Linked DNA regions of Homo sapiens: regions 2, 3 and 4 are each linked to region 1. Evidence: chromatin contacts called from ENCODE Hi-C or POLR2A ChIA-PET data. All regions are on one chromosome and are shown on one strand. Each heading gives the region's core, a stretch centred on a gene start or an enhancer-like site at or near the end of the contact. The rest is flanking DNA. Distances are from core to core; before and after follow the strand shown.

Region 1 (2,848 bases), core at 224-2,723:
TTTATACTCTAAAAGTACTTATACTTCTTAAGAGTATTTATACTCTCAAAGTATCTCAAATTTTTTTTAATCTTAACCTAATAACAAAGTGGACCAAATGGAACATCTTTTGAGACTTTGTACCTCATCATGATTCAGGCAAGGCACAACCAGTGTCAAAATACTCAGAGAAAGAGGCATTTACAAAAGGAAAGAAAAGTTCACCTTCAAAGAGAGCAAGAGAATCAGACTTCTGAAGGACTGGTCGGTTAAATAAAAAATATAACAAGGACTTAAAGGGAAAATGTGCAGTATTACCAAAGTTACAAAATATCCATTCACGTGTTTCTGGTGAGAAAGCAGCAACTTACTCACTTGACTGCTGTATTCACAAAGCTCTCGCCATAGCTCTAAACATCCACATAGCAAATATGGGGTCCGGGAGCTTGTTTTGGAAGGTGCCCAAGTTTACAATAAACATTCACGTTTTATTATTTGGGGACCAGGCCTGTCAGGGTGACTCTGATACTTCTGATTTATCTCAGGGTGCAAAGTTTTTATGTTTTTATTTTTTACTGTTAAAGGTGAAGTGTTTAGACATACTGGAAACAGAGCAGATTTGGCTTTTATGCAGAACATGTGTGATCTGCCAAAAGCACCTTCACTTTAACCCCTGTCATGACTGGGTCTGAGACTGATTTTCCCCACCACCCACTGTGACCCCACTGGGTCAAGGCTTGTGTCTGCGTGTCTGCTGTTTCTCATAGAGTATCACAGTGGAGAAATCATGAAGAATGCAGTCAACAAATTAAGAGGACTTGGAGACCATTCAAGAGTCTGGAACAAACTAATGAATGAATTATAAGAACTTAGGAAATAACAAAACAGTCAACATTCATTGGCTTATGAGATAGACACTACACAGAGTGCTTTCTATATATCATCTCATTTCATCCTCACCACAGAAGGCAGGCATTAGTCTCGTTCTCAGTGATGGGCCTGAGACTCCCCTGACTCCAGAGCTCATATTCGTAACCAGTACACTATGCCCACTTTTAGAAAAGGAAGCACTAAGGTTCACTAAGGACAAGCCATGCCTAATCTTATCACCTCTATAAATGGGACTTCCAAACTAACAGATCTGAGAAATAGGACAGACCTGATTTCAGCAAGGGATTGACAAGATTTTTATTATTAAGGAGAATGACAAGTTTGAAATGAGATCTTAAAGCCAGGACACAAGGAACAGAAACAATCACATGTGGGGATGCTTTCGTGAGAATTAAAGCTGCAGATGAAGAGGCTGGAGTGCATGGATTTTTCCATAGTCTCTAGGTATGTTGTGTGTTTTTCTCGATACGTGAATCTAACCAGTGAAATTCTTCTCACGCCGAGCCCCCAGTTTGTTCCACCTGGAAATTATTAATACCTTGTCTTCCTGCCTTTGACCTGGAACGGCAGTGTGAGAATATTCTCCCAGGGGGCAGCAGAGAGCAGCAGGACGCTCCAGCATTGGAAGCCATACCCTGGAACCAGCTCAGACCTGTCCTCAGGGGCACCCAGGCTGGGCCCAAAATCTCAGAGTGTGCAAACACAAGCCTTCATAAACTGCCCCTACTAAACCTCACCTGCCCCAACCAGCACTACAGATACAAATCACACTGCCAAGGCAAATGGCAGAAGGAAGGGTGAGGCAGGGATAAGAAACTATATACACACCGATGGGGAGGGGGAAGCCTCACCTGCTTTAACCCAACTTGTTTTTCAGGTCCAGAAAAGCTGCACCCTTTGCAGCTTTGCTTCATGTCCATGTATTAAATGCATATTCACGCAGAAAAATGTATCATGAGAGTGTTAAATAAGAAAGGCCCCTGACCTGAGGCTGTCTCTGTACTCTCAGTTCCTAGGTAATGAACCGCAACCTAACTTAGCACATAAACTGAAAACCTAACTTGGGAGAATAACAAACAGCTGAGTCTCAGCCCCTCTGCAGCCCAGCTTCAGCCAATCACAGGCTGCCAACTGATCAGACCCGAGGCCAAATAAGGCAAGAGCTGAGCTGCAACCAACCAGGCTATTTCTGTACTTTAACTTGTTTTCTATATCACTGCTTCTTTGCAGAGTTCTCTGAATCTTTTGTAATTCTGAGTGCTGCCCGATTCATGAATCATTCCTTGCTCAAATAAACTGCTAAATTTAAATTGTCTAGAGGTTGTTTTGTTTTTTTAACAAGAGGCTTGTTTAAAAAGGCTCCTACTGAGGCAGGAGAATAGGATCTGGAGGCAGGAAACCTTCACGCAGACTTCCTAGAACTAAATTGAAAGGAAAACCCTAACTTTCCACACCTAAGCAACAAAACGACCAGAGGCTACTCTCTTTGACCTTTTCTGAACGACAAATGGGAAATTGGGTGTCAACAACAAATCAGACTGATTGCAGGTGGAGTCTTCTTTTGCAACTTGGTAACTTCACTCCAGCCTCTGAATAGTTGCGGTCCACAACCAGTCAGACCGATTGCAGGCCAAGTCTTCGTTTGCACATAGAAGTATAACTTTGTAACTTCACCCTAGCCTCCGATTGGTTGCAAAATGCCTCTGATAGGTTTGCACAGGAGTGACCTTTGTAACTTCAGCCTCTGGTTGGCTGCTTTCTGCAACGAGACTGATTGTAGGCTACCAATTCATTTACATGAGATGAGCATGAAGTGGCCAATGGGAAACTTCTAGTGGGTATTTGGACCCAAGAAGATTCTGTATCCGGGCTCTTGAGCCGCAGCTCGGGTTCGCTCCCACCCTACGGAGTGTACTTTCGTTTTCAATAAATCCCTGCTTTCATTCTTTTGTTGCTTCTTTGCTTTGGTGGGCGTTTT
Region 2 (2,848 bases), core at 242-2,741, 220 kb after region 1:
CTCACGCCTGTAATCCCAGCACTTTGAGAGGGCGAGGCGAGCGGATCACTTGAGGTCAGGAAGTTCGAGACCAACCTGGGCAACATGGTGAAACCCCCGTCTCTACTAAAAATACAAAAATTAGCCAGGCGGCGTGGCGCGTGCCTGTAATTCCACCTGCTCCAGAGGCTGAGCCATGAGAATTGCTTGAACCCGGGAGGCGGAGGTTGCGGTGAGCCGAGATCGCGCCATTGCACTCCAGCCTGGGCAACAGAGCAAGACTCCGTCTCAAAAAAAAAAAAAAAAGAAAGAAAGAAAGAAGGAAAGAAAAAGGCTTTTCATGAATGCTTTTAGGAGAGTCTCGTGACAGCCTCTGTACATGTCCCCAGGAGGAAACAAGAGACTCTGATGTTCAGGGCCACCATCCTGACATGGACCTTTCCTCCAGTTATAATGTTGCCATTTTGCTGTCTTAAGACCCTTATGTCCAAGCCTTCCCAGACCTCAGCACCCCCGGGATATGTGTAATAGAAGGGTAAATACACGCCAGGCGCGGTGGCTCACGCCTGTAATCCCAGCGCCTTGGGAGGCCGAGGTGGGCGGATCACCTGAGGTCAGGAGTTTGAGACCAGCTTGACCAACGTGGCGAAATCCTGTCTCTACTAAAAATACAAAAATTAGCCGGGCATGGTGGTGTGTGTCTGTAATCCCAGCTACTCGGGAGGCTGAGGCAGGAGAATCGCTTGAACCCAGGAGGCGGAGAGGTTGCAGTGAGCTGAGATCATGCCACTTGTACCACTCCAGCCAGCCTGGGCAACAGAGCGAGACTCTGTCTCAAAAAAAAAAAAAAAAAGTAAATAATACAAAACTGGTAGAAGGAAAGAAAAATGTTGGCCAGGCACGGTGGCTCACGCCTGTAATCCTAGCGCTTTGGGAGGCTGAGGCGAGAGGATCACTTGAGCCCAGGAGTTGGAGACCAGCTTGGGCAACACAGCAAGAGACCTCGTCTCTAAATTAAAACAAAACAAACCAAAACAAAACAGAAGGCAGGAGGAGGCTGCAGTGAGCGGTGATGGCGCCACTGCACTCCCACCCGAGTGACAAGAGCCTGCCTCAAAAAAGAAAAAACAAAAACATGTGCCCCTGGTGCCATAAGGAAAAGAGACTTTCCCCTTCCTTTGAGGCGTGAGTCTCTGCTTTTTGAGACAGGGTCTCTCTCTGTCACCCAGGCTGGGGTGCAGTGGCGTTATCCTAGCTTACTCACTGCAGCCTCGAACTCCTGGGTTCAAGCGGTCCTCCGGCCTCAGCCTTCCTCCTTAGCTGGAACCACAGGTTTGCGTTACCACACATGGCTAACTGGCTAATTTTATTTTATTTATTTTTTTTTTTTTGTAGAGACGGTGTCTTCCTATGTTGCCCAGGCTGGGCTTGAACTCCTGGGCTCAAGCGATCCTTCTGCCTCGGCCCCCCAAAATGCTGAAATTACGGGTGTCAGCCACCACGCCTGGCCTACGTGAGTCATATTAACAGCTAAATAAGCCTCTTGCCAGTTTTACAACCTAGGAAGGTTTTCCCTTGAGGGCCTTGAAGCCACCAACTCAAAAGGTAAATATCAAGGAAGATAGTGTCCCCCTGTCTCCTTTCTGTCTCTGGGAATTTACTTATGTATTGATTGATTTATATTTATTTACTTTTTTGTTTTTCTTTTTTGAGACAGTCTTGCTCTATTGCCCAGGCTGGAGTGCAGTGGTGCAGTCTCGGCTCACTGCAACCTCCACCTCCAGGGTTCAAGCGATTCTCCTGCCTCAGCCTCTCAAGTAGCTGGGATTACAGGCGCGTGCCACCACATCCAGCTAATTTTTGTATTTTTAGTACAGACGAGGTTTCACCATGTTGGCCAGGCTGGTCTCAAACTCTTGGTAATCCGCCCGCCTCGGCCTCCCAGAGTGTTGGGATTACAGGCGTGAGCCACTGCGCCCGGCCTCTATCTCTGGGAATTTAGCCTAGGTGGCTGGCTCCAAGTTATCACTACCTCCTTGTCATGGAGGTATCAGAGGCTTTATTTTCCCTTTGGGTAAAGGCAATTAATAACACAGCTGACCGCTGCAATTACCAGTTGAACTGAGGATGAACTGTGTGTAGCAAACAGTGCTAGGTTTCTTTCTTGAGGACAAATCCTTGACAACATGTATTTTAGGGCTTGCATCTGCCTACCTATGTAAAGGGGTGACCTTTCTTGGGGCTATAAACGGAACTGTCGGCCGGGCGCGGTGGCTCACACCTTCAATCCCATCCCTTTGGGAAGCCAAGGCGGGGGGGTCACTTGAGCCCGGGAGTTTGAGGCCAATCTGGGCAACATATGGAGACTTCCTGTCTACTTAAAAAAGAAGAAAAAAAGAAAAATTGAAGTTGTGTACCCAGAAGTCCCAGAGTCTCCCATTGATTTCCTCAGCAGTTTGTTGAGGCTTTCTCAGAATTTACTGGCATAGATCCAGGAGCAGACCAAAATTCTGCCCAGGTGTTAGCCCATCTTTGTCTGGGCTCTCTTACTGACTATCCAAACTCAAGTTAGGCAAAAAGTGGTAGGGTAGGCCGGGCCCGGTGGCTCACGCCTGTAATCCCAGCACTTTGGGAGGCCAAGGCGGGCAGATCACCTGAAGTCAGGAGTTTGAGACCAGCCTGGCCAACGTGGCGAAACCCCGTCTCTACTAAAAATACAAAAATTAGCTGGGCATGGTGGTGTGTGCCTGTAATCCCAGCTATTTGGGAGGCTGAGGCGCGAGAATCGCTTGAACCCAGGAGGTGGAGATCTCCCTGCAGTGAGCCGAGATCGCACCACTGCACTCCAGCCTGAGCAATACAGCGAGAC
Region 3 (2,848 bases), core at 105-2,604, 190 kb after region 1:
CTAGATCTTGGGGGCAGACTTCCCCCTCGTGCTGCTCTTGTGATAGTGAGTACTCACAAGATTTGATTGTTTAAAAGTATGTGGCACCTCCCCTCTCTCTCTTCCTCTTGCTCTGGCCATGTAAGATGTGCCTGCTTCCCCTTTGCCTTCTGCCATCATTAAAAGTTTCCTGGCCAGGTGCACTGGCTCAAGCCTGTAATCCCAGCACTTTGGGAGGTCAAGGCGGGTGGATCACCTGAGGTCAGGAGTTCAAGACCAGCCTGACCGATATGGTGAAACCCCACCTCTACTAAAAATACAAAAATTAGCCAGGAGTGGTGGTGTGTGCCTGTAGTCCCAGCTACTTGGGAGACTGAGACAGGAGAATTGCGTGAACCTGGGTGGTGGAGGTTGCAGTGAGCCAAGATCGTGCCACTGCACTCCAGCCTGGGTGACAAGCAAGACTCCCTCTCAAAAAAAAAAAAAAAGTTTCCTGAGACCTCCCCAGCCATGCTTCCTATACAGCCTGTGGAATTATGAGCCAATTAAACTTCTTTCTTTATAAATTATCCAGTCTCGGGTATTTCCTTATAGCAGTGCAAGAGCAGACTAATACAACTACTGGCATTTTGCTGCTTTTTTTCTGGTTGTTTTGTAACTCTTCCCTTCCTTACTGTCTTCCTTCGTGATTAAGTGATTTTCTCTGGTAGTATGTTTTAATCCATTGCTTTTTGATTTTGGTGAATCTATTATAGGTTTTTGCATTATGGTTATCATGAAATCACAAAAAAAAAACTTACAGTTATAACAAGGTTCTTTCTTTTCTTTTTTTTTTTTTTTTGAAACAGAGTTTCGCCCTTGTTGCCCAGGCTGAAGTGCAGTGGCGCAATCTTGGCTCACTGCAACCTCCACCTCCCTGGTTCAAGTGATTCTCCTGCCTCAGGCTGCTGAGTAAGCTTGGATTACAGGTGTCCGCCACGACTTCCGGCTAATTTTTTATATTTTTAGTAGAGATGGGGTTTCACCATGTTGGCCAGGCTGGTCTCGAACTCCTGACCACAGGTGATCCACCTGCCTCAGCCTCCCAAAGTGCTAGGATTACAGGCATGAGCCACCATGCCTGGCCCAGTTCTTTCTTTTCTCTCTTTATTTTTTTCTTCTTTTTTTGAGACAGAGTCTCACTCTGTCACTCAGGCTGGAGTGAAGTGGTGTGATCTTGGCTCACTGCAACCTCCACCTCCTTGGTTCAAGCAATTCTCCTGCCTCAGCCTCCCCAGTAGCTGGGATTACAGGCACGCGCCAACACGCCCAGCTAATTTTTGTATTTTTAATAGAGACAGAGTTTCACCATGTTGGCCAGGCTGGCCTTGAACTCCTGACCTCAGGTGATCCACCCTCCCCTGCCTCCCAAAGTGCTAGGATTACAGGCATGAGCCACCACACCTAGCCCTTTATTTCTGAGACAGAGTCTCACTCTGTCCCCCAGGCTGGAATGCAGTGGTGCAATCTCAGCTCACTGCAACCTGTGCCTCCCAGGTCCAAACAATTCTCGTGCCTCAGCCTCCCAAAAAACTGGGATTATAGGCAAATGCCACCATGCTCAGCTAATTTTTTAATATTTTTAGTACAGAGGGGTTTCACCGTGTTGGCCAGGCTTGTCTCAAACTCCCTGCCTCAAGTGATCCACCCGCTTCCGCCTCCCAAAGTGCTGGGATTACAGGATAAACCACCACACCCAGCCTGGCATTTTTTTTTTTCATTCCACTCCCTCCTGATCTGTATGCTTTCCACTGAGAAATCTGTTGCCAGATGAACTGTAGCTACTTTATATGCTATTTGCTTCATTTATCTTGCTCCTTTCAAGATCCTCTCTTTGTCCATAACCTTTGGACAGTTTTACTGTTTTATTGTTATATGCCTGGGGGTGGTTTTATTTGAGTCAAATGTGTTTGGTGTTCTCTGGCCATAAATATCTCCTTCTCAAGTTTTGGAACATTTTCTGCTATTATTATAATTATTATTTTTGAGACCAAGTTTTGCTCTTGTTGCCCAGGCTGTAGTGCAATGGTGTGATCTCAGCTCACTGCAACCTCCGCCTCCTGGGTACAAGCGATTCTCCTGCCTCAGCCTCCCGAGTAGCTTGGATTACAGGCATGCACCACCACGCCCAGCTAATTTGATTACATTTTTAGTAGAGACAGGGTTTCACCATGTTGGCCAGGCTGGTCTCGAACTGCTGACCTCAGGTGATCCACCCACCTCCGCCTCCCAGAGTGCTGGGATTACAAGTGTCAGCCACCATCCCCAGCTACTGCTATTAATTTTTTGAATAAGCTTTCTACTCCTTGCTTTTGCTCTACTCCCTCCTGAGTACCAATTCTTAGATTTAATCTTTTGAGATAATATTTTATATCTTGTAGACCTTCATACCTTTTCTTTCTCCTCTGATTGTGCATTTTCAAACAGTCTATCTTTAAGCTCACTGATTCTTTCTTTTGCTGATCCCTTCTGCTGTTGAGAGCCTCTAATGAATTTTTTAGTTCAGCAAATATATTTCTCAGAGTTCCCAGATTTCTTTTTTTTTTTTTTTTTTAGATGGAGTCTCGCTCCATTGCGCAGGCTGGAATGCAGTGGCATGATCTCGGCTCACTGCAACCTCTGCCTCCTGGGTTCAAGCGATTCTCCTGCCTCAGCCTCCCGAGTAGCTGGGACTATAGGCACATGCCACCACGCCCAGCTAATTTTTTGTATTTTTAGTAGAGACGGGGTTTCACCATGTTAGCCAGGATGGTCTCGATCTCCTGACCTCGTGATCAGCCCTCCTCAGTCTCCCAAAGTGCTGGGATTACAGGCGTGAGCCACTGTGCCC
Region 4 (2,848 bases), core at 91-2,590, 170 kb after region 1:
GCCTGGCCAACATGGAGAAAACCCGTCTCTACTAATAATACAAAAATTAGCCTGTGTGATGGCACGCACCTGTAACCCCAGCTACTCAGGAGGCTGAGGCAGGAGAATCACTTGAACCTGGGAGGCGGATGGTGCAGTGAGCCAAGATCAGGTGACTGCACTCCAGCCTGGACAACAGAGGGAAACTGTCTCAAAAACAAAACAAACAAACAAAAACACAAGAACAGGGGACAGGAAAAGCCACTTCGTTTGGGAGCCTTTAAAGTCATTAATGTTAGCTACTTCTACGTCAGCACAGAGGAATTACACACCAAGGTGGTCTAAGATGTTAAGAATTCATTTAAACATGAGATTACTTCTTTTGGATTCTGTAAGTGCTAATGTTGAGAAATTCATGACTATTGCTTACCTGTTTGCATTTTATTTAAGGATGTTCTGGAAGAGCATTATCACATTTTCCCATCAGAGCTTGTGCAAAGAGGAAGCATTAGTGCTTCCTCCATCACTAAAGGAGAGGCCTTGCTTTTGAAGGCGGGGCCAGAGATTCTGCAAGTAGCTCACAGCGTGGCTTAAGGCTCTGCGTGAAGGCTCAAGTTAGCCGATTTTGACACATATGCAAATGATTATTTGCTAATCAAGCAACAACCAGAGTCATTAGCGCCTTTACAGCCCTTGGGATTGTGAGGACAAGTTGGTCAGGAGACAGGTGGCGCTCACTACCCCCATCTTGGATCCGTTGAGAGTTGCAGATCAGTAAAAACTTGGGAGCAACCCCGATGACTCATCTCTGAGTTGTCTCAACAGTGTGTTCCGGGAACTGGTAGAACAAATGGAATCTTTCAAAGGCCCGGGTCGCAAGAAGCTCACAGCCCAGATACGTAAGCATTACGCACAATTCCATTACCCCTGCAAGGCAAGCAGCCCATGCCAGCAACAGAGGCCAACCAGCCACAGGCTTCACTCAGGCAGCTTTGGTTTCATCTACAGATCCTGCTTTATTGTAACATGAGCACTGATGAAAAATTGGTAGGACTGAGAAAGTTAAAACTCTGTGCTGCCCAGATTAGGATAACAGACACACATAAAGGCATCTACAAAATTAAGAAGAAAGCGTCTCTCCCAATGACACATTACAGCTGTAAAGTATTGTCTTCTTTGAATGACCACTGCTCTCTTACTGAAATCCTTTGTTCTTTGAAATCACAGAGTATCAGAAACTTTGCTGTATGAAATTCTATCAGTAAGAATGAAATATTCCACTCTTGGCCAGGTGACTCTAAGTCACCTTAATACAGAGAAGCAGCCTTAATTGACAACCCAAGTCTAAGGCTTCCGAATGGGGATCTGTGTACACAGCATTCCTCATCTAAACTTTGCAGTTTCCAAGGAAACAGCACTCTAAGGGCATTTTGCAGTTCAGGCCTGACATTGATTTTTTTACACAAGCCCTGTTTTGCTTTGAGTTGTCAAAACACTGCTTCATTGAAAGTTTATCTCCACCCTTCCCCCAAATCCTACATAAACTGTCCTTTGAGGGCAGGCGTGGTGGCTCATGCCTGTAATCCCAGCACTTTGGGAGGCTGAGGCAGGCGGATCACTTGAGGTCGGGAGTTCTAGACCAGCCTGGACCCGTCTCTACTAAAAATACAAAAATTAGCAAGGCGTGGTGGCAGGCGTCTGTTATCCCAGCTACTGGGAGGCTGAGGCAGGAGAATCATTTGAACCTGGGAAGCGGAGATTGGAGTGAGCCCAGATCATGCCACTGCACTCTAGCCTGGACAAGAGCAAAACTCCCTCTCAAAAAAAAATAAATAAATAAAATAAAACACACACACAGAAAAACAAACAAAAAACTGTCCTTTGGTCCTCTGGTGTACAGTCTACCTCATTGCAACGGGTTAATAAACCTGACTTTCTCAGATTCCAAGTCTGTGCCTGAATGGGCTAGGACTGCATCGCAATCTATGAGAACCCTGCTGGTCTCAAAAAGGCTACATAACAATCTGTTTAGTATAGTATTTGGGATATGACTATACAGGTGTTGCAGGGAAAAACATTTAGCAAATTTATGCCTGAGATTCAGTTTCTTAATAAATATAGTCATTTGTTAGCTTAAAACTTAATTCTGTCCTTGAATTATGATTATTAAAATGTGAAAATAGCATTTTAAGAGCCTTAAAGTCTGCTTTAAAAGAAAAGTAAGATATGGGACCAGGCATGGTGCCTCACACCTGTAATCCCAGCAGTTTGGGAAGCCCAGGTGGGAGGATTGCTTGAGCCCAGGAATTTGAGACCAGCCTGGGCAACATAGTGAACCCTTGTCTCTAAAAAAAAAAAAAAAATTGTTTTTTAATTAGCAAGGCATGGTGGGCACACCTATAGTCCCAGCTACTTGGGAAGCTGAGAGGGAGGATTGCTTGAGCCTGGGAGGTAGAGGCTGCAGTGAGCCATGACTGCACCACTGCACTCCAGCCTGCTCAACAGAGCAAGACTCTGTCTTGAAAATATATACACGGAAAATTTGCATTCAGAGAAAAAAAATTCTCAGAGTTTGGTCAAAGAAAGTTAGCCTCACAGGGCTGAATTCCTGGCCAATTCATACTAATCCTGTAAGACTTGGCTCAAACATTCTCTCTTCTTGAAAGCTGTCCCTAATCCTTCTCTTCTATACTCTGGTGGCACCTGCTGTTATATTTGTGCCATGGCACACGCCAACCACAATATTGGGGTTGTTGGTTTACCTGTTTTCCCTGTTCATCTCAACTCATTGAGAGCAGAGCCCCTGTCACTGATCTGTAAATTGCACCTGGCACACAGGAGGAACTCAATTCATGATGAATAGATGAAG

Evidence for each region. Hi-C counts contacts between places; a loop is a spot of excess contacts on that map. ChIA-PET counts read pairs that join two places held with the same protein, here RNA polymerase II (POLR2A). Pooled maps may share reads with other maps.
Region 2: a map of endothelial cell of umbilical vein shows a loop between it and region 1 (7-fold over the local background). The contact joins two enhancer-like sites. A Hi-C loop is called at or near these places in 2 of 168 maps with a recorded cell type or tissue (K562 and endothelial cell of umbilical vein), 2 of 37 single-sample maps with no recorded cell type and 4 of 50 pooled maps. POLR2A ChIA-PET finds 5 or more read pairs at or near these places in 9 of 52 experiments (AG04450, HCT116, HEK293 and 6 more).
Region 3: a loop to region 1 is called in a map of heart right ventricle, with 3 times the contacts of the local background. The contact joins two enhancer-like sites. A Hi-C loop is called at or near these places in 5 of 168 maps with a recorded cell type or tissue (GM18951, Jurkat, esophagus squamous epithelium and 2 more) and 1 of 50 pooled maps. POLR2A ChIA-PET finds 5 or more read pairs at or near these places in 7 of 52 experiments (AG04450, BJ, GM10248 and 4 more).
Region 4: a loop to region 1 is called in a map of PC-9, with 28 times the contacts of the local background. The contact joins two enhancer-like sites. A Hi-C loop is called at or near these places in 60 of 168 maps with a recorded cell type or tissue (A673, B cell, CD14-positive monocyte and 36 more), 37 of 37 single-sample maps with no recorded cell type and 39 of 50 pooled maps. POLR2A ChIA-PET finds 5 or more read pairs at or near these places in 12 of 52 experiments (A549, CD4-positive, alpha-beta T cell, GM10248 and 8 more).

What each region holds. Positions count from the first base shown.
Region 1 is chr14:34,330,363-34,333,210 of GRCh38, forward strand. No RefSeq gene overlaps it. Among named protein-coding and RNA genes, the nearest start is that of SPTSSA, 130 kb to the right of the region's middle. Within about 2 kb of position 1,474, at least 11 of the 41 ENCODE cell types and tissues checked have a DNase peak (open chromatin) inside an H3K27ac peak, as active enhancers do; they include HCT116, PC-3, PC-9 and 1 more, where a contact is called at or near this core.
Region 2 is chr14:34,547,583-34,550,430 of GRCh38, forward strand. The region is part of intron 2 of LOC105370449 (a long non-coding RNA gene); the gene reads right to left. Among named protein-coding and RNA genes, the nearest start is that of EAPP, 9.3 kb to the left of the region's middle. RefSeq lists an enhancer at 1-14. Within about 2 kb of position 1,492, at least 12 of the 41 ENCODE cell types and tissues checked have a DNase peak (open chromatin) inside an H3K27ac peak, as active enhancers do.
Region 3 is chr14:34,519,082-34,521,929 of GRCh38, forward strand. All of the region lies in intron 5 of EAPP (E2F associated phosphoprotein), which reads right to left. Among named protein-coding and RNA genes, the nearest start is that of EAPP, 19 kb to the right of the region's middle. Within about 2 kb of position 1,355, at least 2 of the 41 ENCODE cell types and tissues checked have a DNase peak (open chromatin) inside an H3K27ac peak, as active enhancers do.
Region 4 is chr14:34,496,296-34,499,143 of GRCh38, forward strand. No RefSeq gene overlaps it. Among named protein-coding and RNA genes, the nearest start is that of SPTSSA, 35 kb to the left of the region's middle. RefSeq lists enhancers at 1-181, 182-870, 241-1,440 and a silencer at 2,674-2,773. Within about 2 kb of position 1,341, at least 26 of the 41 ENCODE cell types and tissues checked have a DNase peak (open chromatin) inside an H3K27ac peak, as active enhancers do; they include HCT116, PC-3, PC-9 and 1 more, where a contact is called at or near this core.